Regions from separate parts of the Homo sapiens genome. Here region 1 is linked to region 2. A link is an interaction called in ENCODE POLR2A ChIA-PET data of the cell type or tissue named here. Cell type or tissue: A673. All regions are shown on one strand. Each heading gives the region's core, and the rest is flanking DNA. Links, peaks and the distances in the headings are about the cores only. Region 1 overlaps PYGM (glycogen phosphorylase, muscle associated). Region 2 overlaps NRXN2 (neurexin 2).

What was found. ChIA-PET counts read pairs that join two places held together with the same protein. Peaks named below come from ENCODE experiments on the same cell type or tissue, not always from the same donor. Only the 100,000 strongest peaks of a DNase experiment are listed, where the experiment ranks them.
Region 1: POLR2A ChIA-PET joins it to region 2 with 10 read pairs; 2 of 35 experiments call an interaction of 5 or more read pairs at or near these places.

Annotation. Positions count from the first base shown.
Region 1 is chr11:64,746,166-64,751,471 of GRCh38, forward strand. It overlaps PYGM (glycogen phosphorylase, muscle associated), which reads right to left. Exons shown (of 20, transcript NM_005609.4): 16 at 5,160-5,301; 17 at 4,211-4,418; 18 at 1,059-1,193; 19 at 756-822; 20 at 233-643. The coding sequence ends at 494. Among named protein-coding and RNA genes, the nearest start is that of RASGRP2, 4.7 kb to the left of the region's middle. RefSeq lists a silencer at 1-203. In A673, for the core only: CTCF peaks have their summits at 4,677 (motif pointing right) and 4,897; no DNase peak of the experiment used is centred there; H3K27ac peaks cover 417 bases.
Region 2 is chr11:64,608,011-64,613,373 of GRCh38, forward strand. It overlaps NRXN2 (neurexin 2), which reads right to left. Exons shown (of 23, transcript NM_015080.4): 23 at 1-72. Among named protein-coding and RNA genes, the nearest start is that of SLC22A12, 19 kb to the left of the region's middle. In A673, for the core only: no CTCF peak of the experiment used is centred there; no DNase peak of the experiment used is centred there.

The sequences.
Region 1 (5,306 bases), core at 307-5,306, 140 kb after region 2:
GCCGCTGACCTAGTATGGACACGGCACTGGGAAGAGAGGCGTGGAGGGTGACGCCAGGAAAGGGGCTGGAGAGGCCTAGGCCCCGCCCCCACGGGTCGCCCCCTCCACCTCCCATCACCGTCCCGCCGTGGGACGCACCTGCCGAGGGTGGAGGATAAGGGGGTGACTGCGCGGCTGCTGTTGAGCCCGCCAAGAGCTAAAAATATTTCCCAACAAAGAGGAGTAAGGAGGCTCCCAAGGAGAATGAATTTATTAGGGAGTGGGTGCAGTTGGTCAGACCCCATAAATAGGAGGGGACCGGGAGCCCGAGGACGGAAGGGGGCCCGTGTCCTTAGTCACGCTGGACACTGGGACATTGAGAGTGGGGAAAATGAGGGTTCCAGGAGGGGCTTAGAGATCTAACTCCAGTACCCCACCCTCTGCATGAGGTGCTGGGGCTGGCCCAAGAGAGTGTGACAGACTCAAGGGCTGGTTTGGGGTCTGGTCTGGAGGCTCAGATGGCCTCATCCGGGGCTGGCAGGCGCTGGCGGGAAGGCTCCACACCCCAGATCTCCCGGGCATACTGGGCAATGGTGCGGTCACTGGAGAACTTGCCAGAGGTGGCTATGTTCCGGATCACCATCCGCGTCCACTCTCTTGGGTTCTGCAGGTCAAAGGGAAGCTCTGGTTCACTCTGCTGGCAGGATCTCCACCTTCTGCCTCATCCCAACCAGGGCCACCAAAGCCCTGCCAACCCCTGGCCCAGGACCCCTCACCTTGTACAAGGCGCTGACTTTCTCCTGGCATTTAATGTAGTCTTCATAATCTGCGAAGACTTTAAACCTGGAGGGGAAAGGATAGGCATGTGCTATTCCTTTAGGGGGCTAGGATAAGTTCTATGAGGTCAAGGGCCAAGCCTGCCCTGTCCCAGTGGACAGCCGGGGACCTAGAGGGTCATGCTGCTTCCAAAGGCGCCTGGCTCCAACTACCAGGACCCGCGTCCGGCTTCCCCACCACACACCTGAGCCTCGATCTGCCCTGCGGCCCCACCTGAGTGATTCCCGGGCCAACCAGCTCACCGGTCATGGTGCATGAGCATATTGACAATGTCCTTGAACAGGTCGGGCTGTTTGGGGGAGAAGAAGCCACTGCTCAGCTGCTCAATGACCTGCCGAAGCTCAGGAATGCGATCGTAGTACTCCTGGGCATTGTACCTGCCAGGACAGAGCTGTGGTCAGCTCCCCGGAAAGGGGTTCCTGGCTCCTCTTCCAGAGAAAAGCTGAGAAGTCCCATGCCCCAGGGTCAAAACCCAGGTCCAGCCTGCTGCTCCCCAGGGCTGCCACATCGCCCCTGCAGGGCCTCCCTGCAACTCCCCTTCTCTGCTCAGCTTTTCATCCCTCCTTTGTGAATGAAGAAACTGAGGCCCGGAGGATACAGAAAGCTAAGTGTTAGAGCCAAGGCCCCCAAACAAGCTCTTTTCTCCCACACGCCACTGCTGTCTCTTAACCAGTTTGTTTGCTCCAAAATGGCTTTTCTCCTCCAGTAGCCCAAGTCCATATCCGGCCTTGCCCTGGGGCAGCAAGAGCAGCTAACAGGTACAACCCTTCAACTGGGCCAGGCATGGTGGCTCACGCCTGTAATCCCAGCACTTTGGGAGGCCGAGGTGGGCGGATCATCTGAGGAGGTCAGGAGTTCAAGACCAACCTGGCCAACATGGTGAAACCCAGTCTCTACAAAAATACAAAAAGTAGCCGGGCATGGTGTCGTGTGCCTGTAATCCCAGCTCCTCGGGAGGCTGAGGTGGAAGAATCACTTGAACCCGGGAGGCGGAGGTTGCAGTGAACCGAGATCATGCCATTGCACTCCAGCCTGGGCAACAGAGCAAGACTCCATCTCAAAAAAAAAAAAAAAGATAACCCTTCAGCTGACCCTCAGCGCCCCCACCACGGCTCAAAGCGCTCCACAGGCCAGTCTCAAAACCTAACCGTTCCAACCAGAAACCAGCGCTCCCCACAAAATCTCTAATCCCTCGTGCGACTCTCTAGTCCCTTGTGCGACTCTCAGGCAACTCTCCCTGCATTATGGTGTCAGCCCCCACAGTGGTCCCCCACCTGCCCCCTCCAGCACTGTCTCCATCCTGCAGCCAGAGGGTTCTTCCAGGCCTCGTTCTGAGCATGCGGGACCATGCTCACAACATCTCACAGCTCCCTCCTGCCCATGGGACAGCCAGCTTTCTAGTGAAGCCTCACAGGAGACACTTCTTTCAGTGTTTAATGCCAACTCTGGGAAGCTGTTGTGGGAGTGTAAACTGGGAGAAACTTTCTGGAAAGCAGTTTGGCAATCTGTATCAAGAGCCTTAAGAACTCATACTTTTTAACTCAGAAATATCACCCTTCTGATAATTATCTTAAGGAAATCATCAGATGTGGACGTAGACATTAAAAGGTTGCTCATCACAGTAATATTTAACAAACCGGAAATTAACCTTAGTGTCCAGCCACATGGAATTGATTAAATAAGTTGTGACATGCTCATAGGATGGAATGTTATACAAACATTTAAAATATTTTTGAAGACTAATAACATGGAAAATCTCTCTCCAATGCTAAGATATCAGGATTCAAGCAGGGCGCGGTGGCTCACGCCTGTAAACCCAGCACTTTGGGAGGCCGAGGCGGGTGGATTACTTGAGGTCAGGAGTTCAAGACCAGCCTGGCCAACATGATGAAACCCCATCTCTACAAAAATACAAAAATTACCTGGGCGTGATGGTGGGTGCCTGTAATCCCAGCTACTCGGGAGGCTGAGGTGAGAGAATCACTTGAACCTGGGAGGCGGAGGTTGCAGTGAGCCAAAATCATGCCATTGCACTCCAGCCTAGGTGACAGAGTGACTCTGTCTCAAAAACATAAAAATAAATAGGCCAGGCGCAGTGGCTCACCCCTGTAAGCCCAGCACTTGGGAGGCCGAGGAGGGTGGATCACCTGAGGTCAGGAGATAGAGACCATCCTGGCCAAAATGATGAAACCCCGTCTCTACTAAAAATACAAAAATTAGCTGGGCGTGGTGGTGGGTATCTGTAATCCCAGCTACTCAGGAGGCTGAGGCAGGAGAATCGCTTGTACCCGGGCGGTGGAGGTTGCGGTGAGCCAAGATCGTGCCATTGCACTGCGGCCTGGGTGACAGAGCAAGACTCCATCTCAAAACAAAACAAAAGGCCGGGCGCAGTGGCTCACGCCTGTAATCCCAGCACTTTGGGAGGCCGAGGCAGGCAGATCACGAGGTCAGCAGATCGAGACCATCCTGGCTAACATGGTGAAACCCCGTCTCTACTAAAAATGCAAAAAATTAGCCAGGCGTGGCAGCAGGTGCCTGTAGTCCCAGCTACTCGGGAGGTAGAGGCAGGAGAATGGTGTGAACCCAGGAGGCGGAGCTTGCAGTGAGCCAAGATCGCGCCACTGCACTCCAGCCTGGGTGACAGAGCGAGACTCCGTCTCAAAAAAAAAAATACATTAAAATAAAATAAAATAAAATTTTTTAATGTAATGCCAGGATAATGTCTTCTCTGAAGAACTGTTTCTGACCATAGGCCCCTTGTAACTACTGTGCCCATATTTCCCTTTTGCCCATGGCTTTCAGGGAGCAAGGATTTTTTTTTTTTTTTTTGAGGCAGAGTCTCACTCTGTTACCCAGGCTGGAGCGCAGTGGCGCGATCTCGGCTCACTGCAAGCTCCGCCTCCTGGATTCACACCATTCTCCTGCCTCAGCCTCCCGATCAGCTGGGACTACAGGCGCCTGCCAACACGCCCGGCTAATTTTTTGTATTTTTAGTAGAGATGGGGTTTCACCGTGTTAGCCAGGATGGTCTGGATCTCTTGACCTTGTGATCCGCCCGCCTTGGCCTCCCAAAGTGCTGGGATTACAGGTGTGAGCCACCGCACCCGGCGTAGAGCAAGGATTTTTTTACTTCCATTTCCCAAACAATATTATCTCTTAGGGTTGATATAATATTCTCTTCCTTTTCCTTCAGTTCTATATTACTTCTTTCTTTTCCAATTTCATTAACCTTATTTGCTGTAAGCGCCCTCTAAAGTTTCCCAGAATCCTGCTGGCCATGACCAAGACCTTGCTGGGCCTGGACCAGTCTTTCCAGACGTGCCGCTTGCTCCCAGCACCACTCTCCAGCAGCCACACCTGGGTGTCTTTTGCCCGTGAACCCTGACCCCCATACCCTCTTTGGTCAAGCTTATCCACATCCTCCACCCGCATGCCAAAGATGAAGAAGTTTTCCTCTCCCGCCTCTTCTGCCATCTCCACATTGGCCCCGTCCATGGTGCCAATGGTCAGAGCCCCGTTGAGCATGAACTTCATGTTGCCGGTGCCTGAGGCTTCAGTGCCCGCAGTGGAGATCTGCTCAGAGAGGTCTGCAGCTGGGATCACTGTGGGGTGGCAGCAGGGGGACAAGTCAACTCAGGGAAGACCCTCACACCAGCTGGGGACTCTCAGATTAGGCTGGCCCCAGGCATAGCTGGACTCAGAGTCGCCCCACCCCAAACTCCCAGTCTTCACCAGCCAAGCCTCCCTCTCACACCGCACCCCCACTGCCCTCTACCTCTTGTTGATTCTTGACCATCTAGGTCCAACCTGGATTTCCCCACCTCTGTTGCAGATTTGAAGGTAATTTCACCCTGTACTGCCTGAAATTCCACCATTAGAGGGCATCCTCATGGGGTTTTTGCTTTGTTTTGTTTCCTCTTGTTTTTTGAGACGGAGTTTTGCTTTTGTTGCCCAGGCTGAAGTGCAATGGCGTGATCTCGGCTCACTGCAACCTCCGCCTCCCAGGTTCAAGTGATTCTCCTGCTTCAGCCTCCCAAGTAGCTGGGATTATAGGCACCTGCCATCACGCCCAGCTAATTTTTGTATTTTTAGTAGAGACGGGGTTTCACCATGTTGGCCAGGCTGGTCTCGAACTCCTGACCTCAGGTGATCCACCCACCTTGGCCTCCCAAAGTGCTGGGATTACAGGCATGGGCCACTGCGCCTGGCCTCCTCATGGTTTAAGCATTGCCCTCTCCAGATTCTTCTTTCAAGTACAAGTATCCCAGGAAGAGACGACTGATACCTCTTCCTGAGACTGAACTAGTCAGAGCCTCCCTAGGGTCCCTGTTGGCAGCACCCACCTTTCTCGGCCAGTGAGACTCGGTAGTTCTCCAGGAAGATGACACGGAGGCGGTCACCCACTGCCGGGTCATGGTTGACCACATCCCCGATGGCTGTGACGAGTCTGATGATCATCTTGGCCATGTGGTACCCAGGTGCAGCCTGAG
Region 2 (5,363 bases), core at 205-5,204:
AGGGGGATCGGGTGGCCACGGGAGGGGGGTCTAAGGAGTCCTCCGTGATAATGGGCAATATTAACTCTCCTCCTAGAACAAGAGAGAGAAGAGAAAAGAGAGGGCGTCAGCGAGGGCCAGGGCGCAGGCGGCCGGCACAGAGAGAGAAACAACAGCCTCACACACCCAAATCGGTTCCAATTGGCTTTGGCGGAGACTAGAGCGGGCTGGGCCCGCCCGCCAGCCGGCCGAGCACTGCGCTTTAAGCGGGCAGCGGCTCAGATGCCCTGGGCACCCCACGCACGGGCTCTGTGACTCTCTGGGTTTTGGTCTTTTGTTTGTCTTAAGAAATCAAAAGGAACAGAAAGGAAAGGAAATTGAAAAGAAACAGAAAAAAAAACTCTACTGGTTTAAGGCTTTAAAAACAGATACAACAGCAGCATTTAAACAAACCTAACAACAATATCTTTTAGGGTTTTTTTTCTAGATTTTTCTCTTTTTTTGCTTTTTTTTTTTTTTTTTGCTTTTGTTTTTAAAAAAGAAGATAGCATACCACGGAATTCAGGCAACTTACATCAACAAATAGGCCGTGTGATTTTAGCATGAAGAAAAAAATTACAAACAGAGCTGTGTAAGCGGGTTCTCCCGGAAAAAAAATAAGAAAAAACAACTTTTCCGTACAACGTTTTCTGTCTATCTGTTCGGTATCTCCCTCCCTCACTCTCTGCTCCCTGCGCATCCTGCCTCCTCCTGAACTCTCTCTCCGCCCTCACTTGTCCCTCTCCCCCTCATTCAACACAAAGCTGAACTCTGCACAGGGCAGGCTGGGGCTGAGGGGTGGTTTCCACCACTTGGTGTCAGCATGTCGGGGAGGGAGGAACAGTGGGCAGGAGGGCTTAGAGAGTAGGGACATGACAGGCAGCCATGTAGGGATTGCTACATGGGTGAGAGGTCTTGGGAGGGGACGGCCACGGGAGGGGGCTTGGAAAGCTAATTGCAGGGTGGCCACGGGAGGCGAGACATCGAAAGTGGGAGGTGAGGTGGCCCATGAGGAAGAGTGGGCAGGGAGGAGTTGGATACCACTGGAGCAGGGTCCTGTCCCGTAGGACTCTGGGAGGGGTGGAGAGAAGCCATGTAGAGGCAGGGAGGTAGGGAGGGGCAAGGAAGGAGGGGAGTGGGCAGGGACACATGGTTCCTGAGCTAAGCCTAACTCCCCAACTTTCTCATTCTTCACCCTCCACCTCTGACCCCCACTGACTTCCCCCCTCCCCCTCCCCAGAACCCCCATGGGCCGCCAGGACCTGGCCAGGGCTTGACTGCCTCTGGCCCTCTTATTATAGTTAAAACAATAACAAAACAACGGAAAGAAGAAGAAAGCAAAAAAAGAAAAGAAAATACATACACAGCCATCTGGGAGGGAAGCACCTGCTAAATAGGGCCCATGGGAATGAGAGGGGAGGGCTTTGTGAGGGGAGAATGGGTCTCCCCATCTCTAGGTCTGATAACTGGAGTCCCTTGGGCAGAAACTGCAATTCCCATCAGCCCCCAAAAGGTGAGAACTATAACTCCCATCAGTCCTTGGAGGAGTGTAGAACACAATTCCCATCAGCCACTGAGTCAACAACTGTGACTCCCATCAGCCTCCTGGTCCTCCTCTCAAACCAAAATTGTGCAACCTCCTGGTTTGGGGTAGAAGGGAGCTGGGGCTCAGCTCTAGGTGGCTGGTGGGAGGACTTGCTCCTCTTGCAGGGGCACCTCTGGGCCTGACGAGGGTTGGAGGTTTCCTCTCTGGCTCTCTCTTCAGCACAGCCTAAGCCCTGCCCACATCTGAGTGCCTCTCGCTGGTCTCTGCAGGGTGTGGTCTTCATAGATCACGCCCAGAAGCCCCTCAGCCTCTTGGTGGTAAAGCACCCCAGGGCCTCCACTGCCAGGTCCCGCCTGCCCCACTGCAGCCCCACTGCAGCCAGGCCAGCCACATTCCACCTTCACATCTTGGCGCTCTTCTCCTGCTCCCCACCCACCCACAGCCCTCTGCCTCTGCCCTGAGTTCAAACACTGTTGCCAACCTTCAGATCACAAGCTCCAGCAATGTTACAGAGCTGTCCTTGGCCACGCCAGCCAGCCTGTGGCCAAGACCTTTCCATTGAACTTGAAGGCTTGCTGAGCTCCCCAGGCTGCTCTTCCCACCCGACTCCAATCTCCCCTGGCCAGGGGCTCACCTACACCCTAGATTTTGAAACCCCAGGGCTCCTGGCCCTCCAAAGGCTCAGTCACAGTGAAAAACTTTGAGCTACGAGCAAAGTAGCATGTTTTGTGGAGCTGGGACTATCTGATCCCAGCTCGTTATGGATAAGAATGCTGAGGCCTGGGTGGGCAGGACTTCCCAAGATCACCAGGTGTAGGTGCCCAGCAAGGTGAGTGAGGCCGGGGAAGGGCTAGATCTCATGAGGAGCCCAAGAAAACCTAAGTCATCCTCCCAATGCCTCCAGGAATCTGTTGGGGCTGCTTGACTCTTGGCTTGGATGCTAACTTGGATGACAGAACACCTGTTCTGTCACTGAGTTCCTGTGTGACTGTGGGCAAGTTTCTTCCAGTCTCTAGGCCTCAGTTTCCTCATCTATAAAACTGGGGTATTAGGCTCCAGGCCCAGGATGAGGCCAAGGCTTGGCTCTTGTGGGACCTCTAGCCTTTGGATGAACAAATATGTCTTCCTGTACCCACCTGGGATCCAGACAAGGAAAGCCAGCACCCTGGTCTCCAGGTAAGGGGCAAACTCAGCTGTCAGCTCTCAGGAGGGTTGGCAGCCTCTCGAGCGGTCGTAACCTGGGCCCAATCATGGCAGGGTTCCCCTCCCTGCATGAACCCTGAGTGCCTCTGGGGTCCTTCCTGCTGGTCCATACCACCAGCCCTCTACCTGACCTTTGCCTTCTATTCAGAACACCCTTCCCTGCTGACATCTCAGAGTCTGGCCAAACACCTCCTCTTCCAGGCAGAGGATGCTCCCTGCCTTGAGTGTCTCTGACACCATATCCCAATTCTGTCCTGGAGGCATGGCTTTGTACTCACTGCCAGGGAAGGGCCAACGGCCCGGGTCCTATCTGTCTCCCTAACCTCCAGCAGTGGGCCTGGCACAGAATTGGGGCTCGTTATGCTTTTCCAGGGGAAGGGGAGTAATATTCCTCAGGCATTTCCTCTGAGCCAGGCCAGGCTAGGTATCTAGGGAAGGGAGTGGGCGTCTCTCTCACAGGCCAGAGCAGCTGAGTTCTAAACACCCCACCCCCTCCACCCTCTTAGGCAGCAGGCACTATGGAGAGCTTACCTTGGCAGCAGCCTTTCTCTACAAACCAGCTCCCACCCCAGCTCACCACCTTCCATCTTAGACTGGGCCACCAGCTGCTGCTGGAAACCCCAGCGTCAAGGCTTGGCCTAAGCTGGCTGGTCATAGCTGGGGCCCCAGCAAAGTGCCAGGCCCAGGGCACAGGACCAGACCAGGAGGCCCTTGCTGAGGCCACATCCTGCCCTAGAGGGGCTGACAGGCTGATCAGGGCACAGAGCTTGGCTCTCTACCAACCTGCTGTCCCCAGCCAGGCTAGGGCATGGGGGCTTCAGGCCTTGGACCACAAACAAGTCTTACCCAGCCTAAGCCCCCTACAACCATTTTCCCTAGCTAAGCCCTTGGGACACACAGGCTCCTCGGGTCACCCTTCTGCAGCCTTCCTCTGCCCCCAGACTCCTCCCAGGCCTGCTCACATTGACCTCTTGCCCCTCCAACCCCAGCTGCTTCCTGGTCTCCATATCTGGGTCCCAGCCCTGTCCCCTGCATCTGCAGCTCCTCTGGGGCTTCCCTGGGCCCTTCTCTGCCCAAGGCTTTGACTGTACGATCTCCTGAGGTGTCCTCCCCTCACCCACACCCCCCCACACTGCCATGACTCCCCCTCGGTGCCCCCTTCTCATGGTAGCCTCTGTCTCCCACATGGCTTCCTCTCCGTTTCCTCCCAGTGTCCCACACCCCACTTCCTCTCCACAAGATAAAAGGCTCTGGAGAACCCATGAGAACGCATGAGGACTTCCTTCCCTGGGCTCACTCAACCCGGCCTAGGCTCTGGGGCAATCAAGTCACCTAACGTAGGGTGCTGGGCTTTCCCGGATCACACACCAGTTCAGGAAGGATCAGAAGAGGCTGTCCTGGTGAGGAGTTGGCAGGACCTGGAGGAGGGGAGGACCGGGCTCCTCAAAGACTCCTCCCTGCCAAAAGCCCAACCGCTGCCCGTGCTGCTGGGTTTTGTGGGTGCAGACTCACAATGACTCATGGTCCAGCTCTACACTAAGGATGCATCCTGGAATGGGGTGCTCCTAGGAGCCAGAGGAGTCTGATAGGACCCCAGGCAGCCTCCCGCCTCTCCCCAACTTCAGGCAGCTGCAGCATTTGGAAAATACTCACAGGTGCACACTTAGCACAGATGCCACCCGCCCACCCAACACTCCTCTGCATCCTAAGAAAAACTGAATTTCAGTGCATGTGGGCCCCACTTACTAGAGAATGCCATCCCTGACCAGGGGGACCACCAGCCATTCCTGATCTCCCCTTCCTCCCCAACTCTCCTTCCTCTGGGGACTGCTGGCCCAACAAAGTTAGCCCCCTTCTGCCCTTAGGGCACAGAAGGCCCCTGACTGGAACTACCCAAGAACCCCATTCTCACCCAAGCAAGGTGTGCCCACCCCCAAAGGGGAGTCTAGAATTGAGGTTGAGCATATTCAAGACTAAGCAGTGAGCTGGAGGCCCTGCCCAGGCTGTGAGGGGCAAGAAAGCCACCAGCCTACAGGGCATTTCATGGGGGTTAGAAAACACAGTTCTATGCGGACGTGACCCTGTGGTGCATGATTTCACAAACAGTACCTTCATGCAATATTGGAAAAACCATTCTCTCCTCTCAGTGGACACGGTCCTGTTCTGGTGCTCAGGACACATGGCTGGGCAAGCAGAGCCCTGGGCAGATATCAGCCCCTACTCACCTGTGCGAGCAGAGAGCAACCTGTGCCACTGTGTATGGTGCCCTGAAGGACAGTGCCCCTCGCCACCCACAAGCACCAGTACTGCAAGGGCAGAGGCCAGGGTATTTCAAGGTAAGAAAAAAACGGTACATTGTGGCATATGCACATGCACACACACACACTGAGGATCTGTGTTTCTGTGCCCCAAGCACATGTGTGCATGCATGTATGTGAACCTAGATGGATCTGAGCATGAGCGTGTGCATGTCAGTGAGTGGACCTCTGGCTCTGGCATGTGCCTGCCGGCCACTGAGCCTGGGTCTGAGTTCCGTGTGCACATGTCCATATGTGAACATGCCCCAGAACATGTGAGTGCACCACAGGCATCTGAG